2 separate regions of the Homo sapiens genome follow, and region 2 is linked to region 1. Evidence: chromatin contacts called from ENCODE Hi-C or POLR2A ChIA-PET data. All regions are on one chromosome and are shown on one strand. Each heading gives the region's core, a stretch centred on a gene start or an enhancer-like site at or near the end of the contact. The rest is flanking DNA. Distances are from core to core; before and after follow the strand shown. Region 1 holds the start of ZNF148 (zinc finger protein 148). Region 2 holds the start of ITGB5 (integrin subunit beta 5).

The links. A loop is a pair of places that touch in the nucleus more often than their neighbours do. ChIA-PET counts read pairs that join two places held with the same protein, here RNA polymerase II (POLR2A). Pooled maps may share reads with other maps.
Region 2: a pooled map shows a loop between it and region 1 (4-fold over the local background). The contact joins the promoter of ITGB5 here to the promoter of ZNF148 in region 1. A Hi-C loop is called at or near these places in 1 of 168 maps with a recorded cell type or tissue (mesothelial cell of epicardium) and 2 of 50 pooled maps. POLR2A ChIA-PET finds 5 or more read pairs at or near these places in 3 of 52 experiments (BJ, Panc1 and WTC11).

Annotation. Positions count from the first base shown.
Region 1 is chr3:125,374,008-125,378,152 of GRCh38, forward strand. It overlaps ZNF148 (zinc finger protein 148), which reads right to left and starts at 1,318. Exons shown (of 9, transcript NM_021964.3): 1 at 1,095-1,318. LOC105374080 (a long non-coding RNA gene) reads left to right here and starts at 1,419. Exons shown (of 3, transcript XR_924427.3): 1 at 1,419-3,045. RefSeq lists a silencer at 1,053-1,102 and enhancers at 1,213-1,482, 1,593-1,642.
Region 2 is chr3:124,885,893-124,889,967 of GRCh38, forward strand. ITGB5 (integrin subunit beta 5) reads right to left here and starts at 1,473. Exons shown (of 15, transcript NM_002213.5): 1 at 1,039-1,473. The coding sequence starts at 1,108. RefSeq lists enhancers at 1-197, 1,966-2,848, 2,849-3,733 and silencers at 862-951, 1,412-1,851.

The sequences.
Region 1 (4,145 bases), core at 68-2,567:
CAGGATAGTATTTACCCAACCTCGGGTAAGTGTTAATACTTCAAATTTTCTAAAATCGAAGCTCCATAGCCTAAGGAATCCCCACAGGCCAGACCCTTTCTCAAGGTCTGCTTCAGAGGTTCTCATACTCATTGGTGCACGTCTAAAATGTCACAGACCAAACTACAGACTAAAATCTAATTCTCAGTGACCCCAACCACGGCCCAGACCCACACTTACCAGATGTCATCTACTGAACAGCCCACACAGGTTCGGAACTAGGCCATCCCGGCCCATCTGGAATAACTCTTCAGTACTTAGGCCAATATTTATTAATTATACTACATCTGTCTATTCTATTATGCATTCCCTGCATCTTCTCTACTATTTAGCACTCCCTCTTGCTTCAAACGCGATCCTTTCTATTCACGGGAACTCCTATCTCCCTTCTTTCCTTCCCTGAGAAACGCTTCAGTTCTTTCCATAATGAAATACCTAACGTATCTGCACAATGAACACCCCCCAGAATCCTCAAGACTCCTCCACAGCCACCTCCCCGCATTCCTCCACCTCTCCGGCATCTTTCCTCCGGCCCCTCGCCCTGTTCGCACTCCCACTACGTTTCCTGCAAGCATTCCCTTTTCTCCAACCCCTGCCCTTCCCTTCTCCCAAAGAGCACACTCCGGCAGCAACAGTGACTGAGGCCTGCGGTGCATAAAGCACTGCACCAGGCACGGTGGACAGAGCCCTGGTGTCTCCCTAGCCTTTTCACACCCACACCCAGCACCCTCCGGCCTCCCCGTGCAAACATCCCACCTCCTCCCCTACCTCTGACACCCGCCTCCAGCCTCGGAGGCCGCCTTCTCGCCTCCGCCACCCCCGTCATTATCCCTCCTCAACCCCCCAACCCACCCTCCGCGCCCTGCTTCCTCACGTCCCCCAGCCAGCCCCAGCGTTTCCCTCGGCCTCGGCTGGCCCCCTGGCCACCCCCAGCCTCGCCACGGCTCGCTCCCCCCGGGGTCAGGCCGTTACCGCCGCGCGCTCCCCCCGCGCGCCGCCCCCTCCCCCTCCCCCGCCCTCCCCCGGGCCCGGGCCTGCCAGGCCGAGCGCTTTACCGCGGGCGGGCGCCGAGTCGCGCGGTCACCGACTGCAGGCGGCGGCAGCTCCAACCTTTCTAGGGGCCTTGAGAGGAGGGGAAGGGGGGAGGGGGGAGAACTTTTGCTGTGGCAGCTTCGGCAACAGCTCCCACCCCTGCGCCTTTCTCCTCTTCCTCCCCCTCCTCCTCCTCCTCCTCTTCCTCCTTCTCTTCCTCCTCCCAGAGCAGTAGAGACGCAGACATGCCGCAGCTAGAGCGCCGCCGCGGTCGCCGCCACTGCCGGCCCGGTGCATTGTGGGAAGCCCCGCACACGGGAAGCGCTCCGCGGCGCCCGCCCTCGTCTGGCGCAGAGACCTGGCTGGAAAGACACAGCGTGGCTTCGATTCCGGCGCCTGCGTGTCACCAGCCCAGGGTGGCCGTGGAAGCTGGACCCGAGCCGCAGGCCCCCCAGGCTGGGCCTGGGAGGAAAGCGGTTTGAAAAAGATCGGAACTGAGGAACTCTCTTAGAGCGGGGGACTCCCTGCTCCTACAGCCTTAACCAATGCCCAGCGCTTGGAAAGTGGAGGACTCGGGGATTCGGGAGCGTTTCAGGCCTGGGGAAATGGAAGGGTCGGGGACCTAGGTGAAAGGTTATTTGCCAGAAATGTCTTGGCTTTTTCATTTATTCTGTCTTACCTAGCCCTTCGCCGCCACCTCCAGTCGTTGGCCTCTTACCACCTTCAAATGCCACCTTTTCCGGAAGATGTAGCCCTGCGCCCTTGAAACTGGCAAACCCTATTAGTGTCTGCAAGCTGAGATGCAGGGTGTGGGCATAGACACAGATCAAGAGATCCGGCCCTGGACCCTCTTGGGCAGAACCTTGCCCTTCTCATTTCACCTGAAGCCCAAACTTTGTATGGCAAAGACTTGGTAATGATCTCTATAGAGCTAGGATTACACAGTTGTCTCATCCTTTGGGGGCCCTTTAGCCAAACTGTGACCTCCTTAATGGTGCCTTCGTCAGCTAACATTAGGCGCCCTGAGGTGCTTCTGCATACTGCCATCGTTTACAATTACTCATCTTTGTGTACACACCCTAGCACAAGGTCAGCCATATAACATAAAAGATGCTCAGTGAATGTTGAGTAATTGTGAGCATCTGGAACTTGCCGTGGGATAAAACGCGTTCATTGGGATTTCTTCATAATAATATGAAGATTCCATTTAGCGCCTCTCTGCAATACTTAAACGTAACCTTTGAGGGGAGAGGGAAAAGAAAAGGCATGAAAATATCTATAGAGCCATTTCTGGTGTTCTCCTTCCCTTTTCCACACCCGCCTTCCCACCCCTTGCCAACTAAATGTTCATTTGAATAGTGCTTTTTGGCAAAATTCCAAACTCCTGCATTATGCACTTGTGATGACACTGAATTAGATTAGTGTCTGCAAGGTTAATGTTCCCTCAGGCATTAACCTTAGTAAATCGTGATGCCTGTTTAGAAATAGCTAAGGCCCAGAGGTTCAGCTTAATTTAGACACAGGTAACTAAGAGCAAGAGTAAACCACAGCTCCACAATCAACTCTCTCTGTGTGCTTTCTCCATTAAAAAATATAAATTTTAATAAGATGACCGCACATATTCTGAATGTTAATTGCAACAAAACAATGACACAAGTTAGAGCCAAGGGACAGTTATCTGGAGGACAGCCTTCTGGCAACTTCTAGCACCCGCAGTGGCATCAAATTCAGACGTCATAATGAAAAACACCTCTGGCAGCAAGAAAGCCGACTCTCAGTATTAGGCAGTGGGAAAACTAATAACTGAAAAGGGCTCAAGGCCTGGAGGTTACATCCAATGGGCTAGGATTGATTGGTTTGCTATTAGGAATAGATCTAGTTCTCTGCTCAGCAGCCTAACAAGCGATAGAGAAACAGCTGTCTAAAATGGGCAGAACGAAGAGCACTACAGGGATAGTAACAGCAAAAGCGATGGTGAGGAGCAAGCTTAGGTCCTTTATAAGTTAAACTGGAAAAACTTCTCAGCTTCAGGTTGGCTCTCCATGCTCCTCTTGCTCACTTCCCTAAACACCACCCGTAGGTACTCAGCCTACTTACTTTTCCTTTTTTTTTTTTTTAACTTTTTATTTTGAAATAATTATAGACTCACAAGAAGTTGCAAAAATAGTCCAGAGTCCCATGCTTTCCCCAATGGTGACATCTTACAAAGCTCTAGTAAGACATCAAAATCAGTGTCAACCTAAATAACAGAGAGGCTTTCTAAAAGAAAATAATGTTTATTTGGGAATAGAGCATTGCAATGAAAATATACACATCACAGTTAACCGCATATTCAGGGATGTAAAGGAAGACAAAGGTGTTTAAAGGAAAAAATGGAAAGGATTACATAATTGTTTTGAAATAATTATCCTTGACTACAAAGATCAATAACAAGGGTGACGCCAGTCCGAGGTTGGACAGGCATTTGCTGGGGAGATGTCCTTGCAGAAGTATTTTTTTATGTAAGGTTGTGATGGCCTTTGTGCAAGGTTGTGGGTTTTGCAGTCTTTTTTTGATAGTTTTTGTTATCAGGTATACAAATGTAAGAACCCTCTCTTCGTAGGCAGCCTTCCCTAGCTCTGTTTGTCAGGGTTTCTTAACATTAGTAACTCCATTTTGATTGTGACAACTTTCACACCAGGAAATCGACAACAGTACATTACTGTTTACTATAGACTTCAGAACTTATTACTTGCCATTTTCTTAACCTGTGTTCTGTTTTGTGTGTGTGTGTGTGTGTGTGTGTGTGTGTGTGTGGTTCAATGCAACTTTACCTCACTTACAGATCCTTGTAACCACTCCTATAATGAAGACATAGAACTGTTCCATCACCACAAAAGAACTCCCTCATACTACCTTTTGGTATTCACAAATCCCCTTCCGCACTGCAACCGCTCACCCAACTCCATGCCTGTCCTCTAGTAACCACTAAACTATTCTCCATCTCTATACTTTCATCATTTCAAAAATGTTATCTAAGTGGAATCATACAGCATGTAAACTTTTGAGATTGATGTTTTAACCTAAACATAAAG
Region 2 (4,075 bases), core at 223-2,722, 490 kb before region 1:
CGTGGGGGAACAGTCCTCCCTTCGGGCAGCCAGGCAACCACTTGGCTCACAAGAGCAATCAAGTATCTCCGGCTTGAAAGTTAATAGAGCACTATTATTTCCTAAAAGAAAGGAGAAAATCCGCATCCCAAACAAGTGCATCCTTCCTCGAGGGCCTCCAAACTACCACGTCCAATCATCTCCCAACTCTGAAAAGTTAGAGCAGGTAACCGAGGGATCCTTGCAACGCTGCCAGCCCACCGCAGCGTCGGGCTAAGGCAATCTCCACAGCCCCTGTCCTCTGCTCCAGAATCCTCCACAGTTAGGGGAGTGTGAGGCTCCGAGCGTGTGCAAATCGCGGGATAAAGTCGGGCAGAAGGAATTTAATAGGGAAGTCCCAGGTGGGGCTGTGGTTTGGGACGCGGGTGCCCCCTCGGGTTTGCGGTGGCCTAGGCGAGGAGGAAGCAGGCGGGGGGCGGGGAGGGTGGGGGCTGCATCTTCAAAGGCAGGCGGCTAGCCTAGGCGCAGCGAACTCCAGGATTCGCTGTGGGCCCTGTGCACCCGCTGTTCCAGGAGGCGAGCCCTCCGGAGTGGAGGTGGCCCCGGGCTTTGGCTGGGGTTTCGAGACTCCCTTGCTTCTCCGGGAACAGGGCACCGACGGCATCCCCCCAGCAGCCCGCCCGCTCCCGGCCGGCCACAAGGACCGCTTTGTGCCCGCCAACGGAGAGCCCGGGCCCCAAGGCAGGGCTGGCGGCGGTCCTCCCCGTGCCCTGGGCGCGGGCCCTGGCGGGCTAGGTCAGCAGGCCGGCCAGCCTGTTTACACAGGAAGGGAAGCTCCTCCTCAGCCCGGGAGGGAACAGGAGACTCACGACAGCCCGGCGGGGCTGCGCGCGGGGAGCGCCCCGCGGGGCTGTCCCCCAGCGACTGGCCCACCAGGGAGTGCCCCGAAGGCGCCCTCCGCCCTCAGGCACCGCCTGCGCTCCCCGCCCCTCCGAGACGCCCGCCCGCGGCTGAGTGTGCGACAAAGTTTCTCTGGGCGCCGTGGGCGGCGCGGCTTACCTGCGAGCCGGGGCAGGAGCGCGCAGAGCCCCAGGAGGCAGGCGTACAGCGGCGCCGGGGCCCGCGGCATGGTGGGGCGCCTCCCTCAGCGGCGGCGCGGTCGCTGCACTCCGCGGGGGCCGGCGGCCGGGGCTGGGGCCGGAGCGCGGGGGCCGAGGGCCGGGGGCCGCAGCCGCATGCCCCGCGCGCAGCTCCGGCTCACGGCGCCCGCGCTGGCCCGCGCCCCGCCGCCACCATCCGTCCCGCAGCACTCACGGCCGAGTCCCGGGACCGCGGCTGCCCTGGCTGGCCGGCCGGGACTCCTAGTGTGTCGCCGCTCGGGACGGCCCCAGCGGGCTGCTCCGGGTAGGGGAGGGGCTGGCTCCGCTCGGCGGCCGCGACTTGGGCTCCGAGACGCGCCCAGCGCCGAGACTCCCCCGCGCGCCGGCACACTCTGCCCCTGGCCTCCGCCCCTTCCCTTCCTCCCTCCGGCCCGCCAGGCTCCACTTTCCTCCTCTCCTTTCTCCTCCCCTTCTCTCCCCTGCCAGGCCCTCGCCCGGCCGCCACACGGTCAGCTTACGGTGAGGCGGGGCGGGGCGAGCTCCGGGCCGGGCCAGCTCCGCCCTGTGCGGGGACCGGCCCGGGACGCGGAGGCCCTACGGGCCCAGGTGGAAGTCGCTTGCGACTCACTTGGGGCGTGGGGGGCTCGAAACCACTGAGTAGAGCCCGCTCCCGTTGCTTAGCCGCCCGTCGCCACGGGAAAGGGGCGGGGCACGCTGTATTAGGCGAGCCGAGATTACTTGGGCCAAAGGCGGTTGCTAGACTGCGAGAGGGAGAGCAGGTACGGGGGTCGTGCCGGTACCGCCTCATCCTCCCAAAGCCTCACTGCCGGCGGCCTGAGATGGGACGTAGACGCCCGCGCGTGGAACCGCAAAGCGACTTCTGGATGAGCAAGGGAGGGCGTGGTGGGGCGTGGAGGCACAAGTAAAACCTACATTTCTTTTTCTTTTCTTTTTTTTTTTTTTTTGAGACAGCGTCTTGCTCTCACTCAGGCTGGAGTGCACTGGCCCAGTCTTGGCTCACTGCAGCCTGGACCTCCTGGGCTCAAAGGTTCCTCCACCTTAGCCTCCTGAGTAACTGGGACTACAGGCGCGCGCCACCACACCCGGACAATTTTTACATGTTTTGTAGAGATGGGGGTCTCGCTGTGTTGCTCAGGTTAGTCTTGAACTCCTGGGCTCAAGCATTCCTCCTGTGTCTGCCTCCTAAAGTGCTGAGATTACAGGTGCGAGCCACCGTGCCCGGCCCACTTTTCACTTTTTAACTTTTGCACCTTTCAAGGATTTGAGACTGGCCAATATGCCGCTATATTTCGTTGTCCTTACTGATAATCTGTCAGTTTCCATGATCAAACTGATAGACTCAAAAACATATGCTCAGGCTTTCATCTTATCATTTACATATAAGCTGGATCTGAACTAGCCAATAAAGAGTGGGGTGGGGTCTTCCTCAGATGGTGCAGGAAAGGATGCCTTGGGCTTGGATTCGCTACAAGTGCGTTTAGAGTGGAGTGGTTGATAGGCAAGAGAAGAGGCGACATTCAGGTAGGGGAAAATAACGATAGAATACCTACCAAGTACAGAGAGCACACTGCCAGCCAGGCACTGTTCTAAGTCCTTTACCCATATTAACTCATTTCATCCTCCGACAACCCTACTGTTATCCAGTTGAGGAACCGAGGGACAGAGGGGTTAACTGCTGGAGGAAGTGACAGCTAGGATGCCTCGTTCAAAAGTGCAGCATGGCTTGGCTAAAACTGAAGCAGTAAGGGGGAAAGAACAAAGGGGTCTCACCTTTGCAGGCCAGGGACCTGGTGGAAGAATGGCTTGGAGGGCCCAGTGGAAAACTGTCCTAACTGCCCAGCTCAAGGAGTTTGGATGTTAACCTTTATTTCTTGGCCTCCTCCCAAACTCTAACAAGGTGGTGCCTCAATGCCTGAGGAAGTAAACTTCTTGAAGTACAATATAGTGTGCCTGGGGGCAAAGATGCAGCAGTCCATAGCAAGCTCCTTTATAGTATTTGTGAAAGGAAAATAAATCTCAGGGCCCCCAAATCACTAAGCCAGGAGAAAAATCAAGCTGGGAACCGTGTCAGGCAAACCTGCCTCCCATTTTATGCCTAATTAAGATAGCTAAGAAGCTACATACCTCCCTCACAATTTACCCACAGGAAATTCCTTTTGGACAAAGGACAGACAGAACTCAAAGTCATCCCTCTGAGGCTCACCTGAGACAAATGAATACCTGATTGCTCCCTCTGGCCTATTGTTTATGTAAAAATGCAGATTCACTGAGCCAGACTAAATTGTGTATTCAGTGGAAGGCTGATCAAGGACCCAAAAGAATGCAACCTTTTGTCTCTTATCTGCTTCTAACCTGGAAGCCCCCACTTCAAGTTGTCCTGCCTTACAAAACCAAACCAATGTACGTCTTACACATATTGATTGATGTCTCATGTCTCCCTAAAACGTATAAAAGCACACTGTAACCCCGACCACCTTGGGTACATATTGTCAGGACTTCCCGTCACTGGCACATCCTTAACCTTGGCAAAATAAACTTTCTAAATTGACTGAGACTGGTCTCAGATATTTGGGGTTAACATATTCTATAATATCCTCATGTTTGTTTTGATGTAAAACGCTTGTCCCTAAACATTTTACAGGAGCTGTCCTGGGTTTATCTTGGAGCTACCTGTCTCTTAGGTCAGTGGCCTTGGAGCTACTCTTATGCCAGTTTGAGAGGCAGTGATTATAAATAATGGGGCCAGCGCGTTGGCTCATGTCTGTAATTCCAGCACTTTGGGAGACCCAGTCGGGTGGATAGCTTGAGGCCAAAGTTCGAGATGAGCCTGGCTAAACATGGCGAAACCCTGTCTCTTAAAAATACAAAAATTAGCTGGGCATGGTGGTGGGTGCCTGTAATCCCAGCTACTCTGGAGGCTGAGGCCTGAGAATCGCTTGAATCCAGGAGGTAGAGGTTGCAGTGAGCCAAGATAG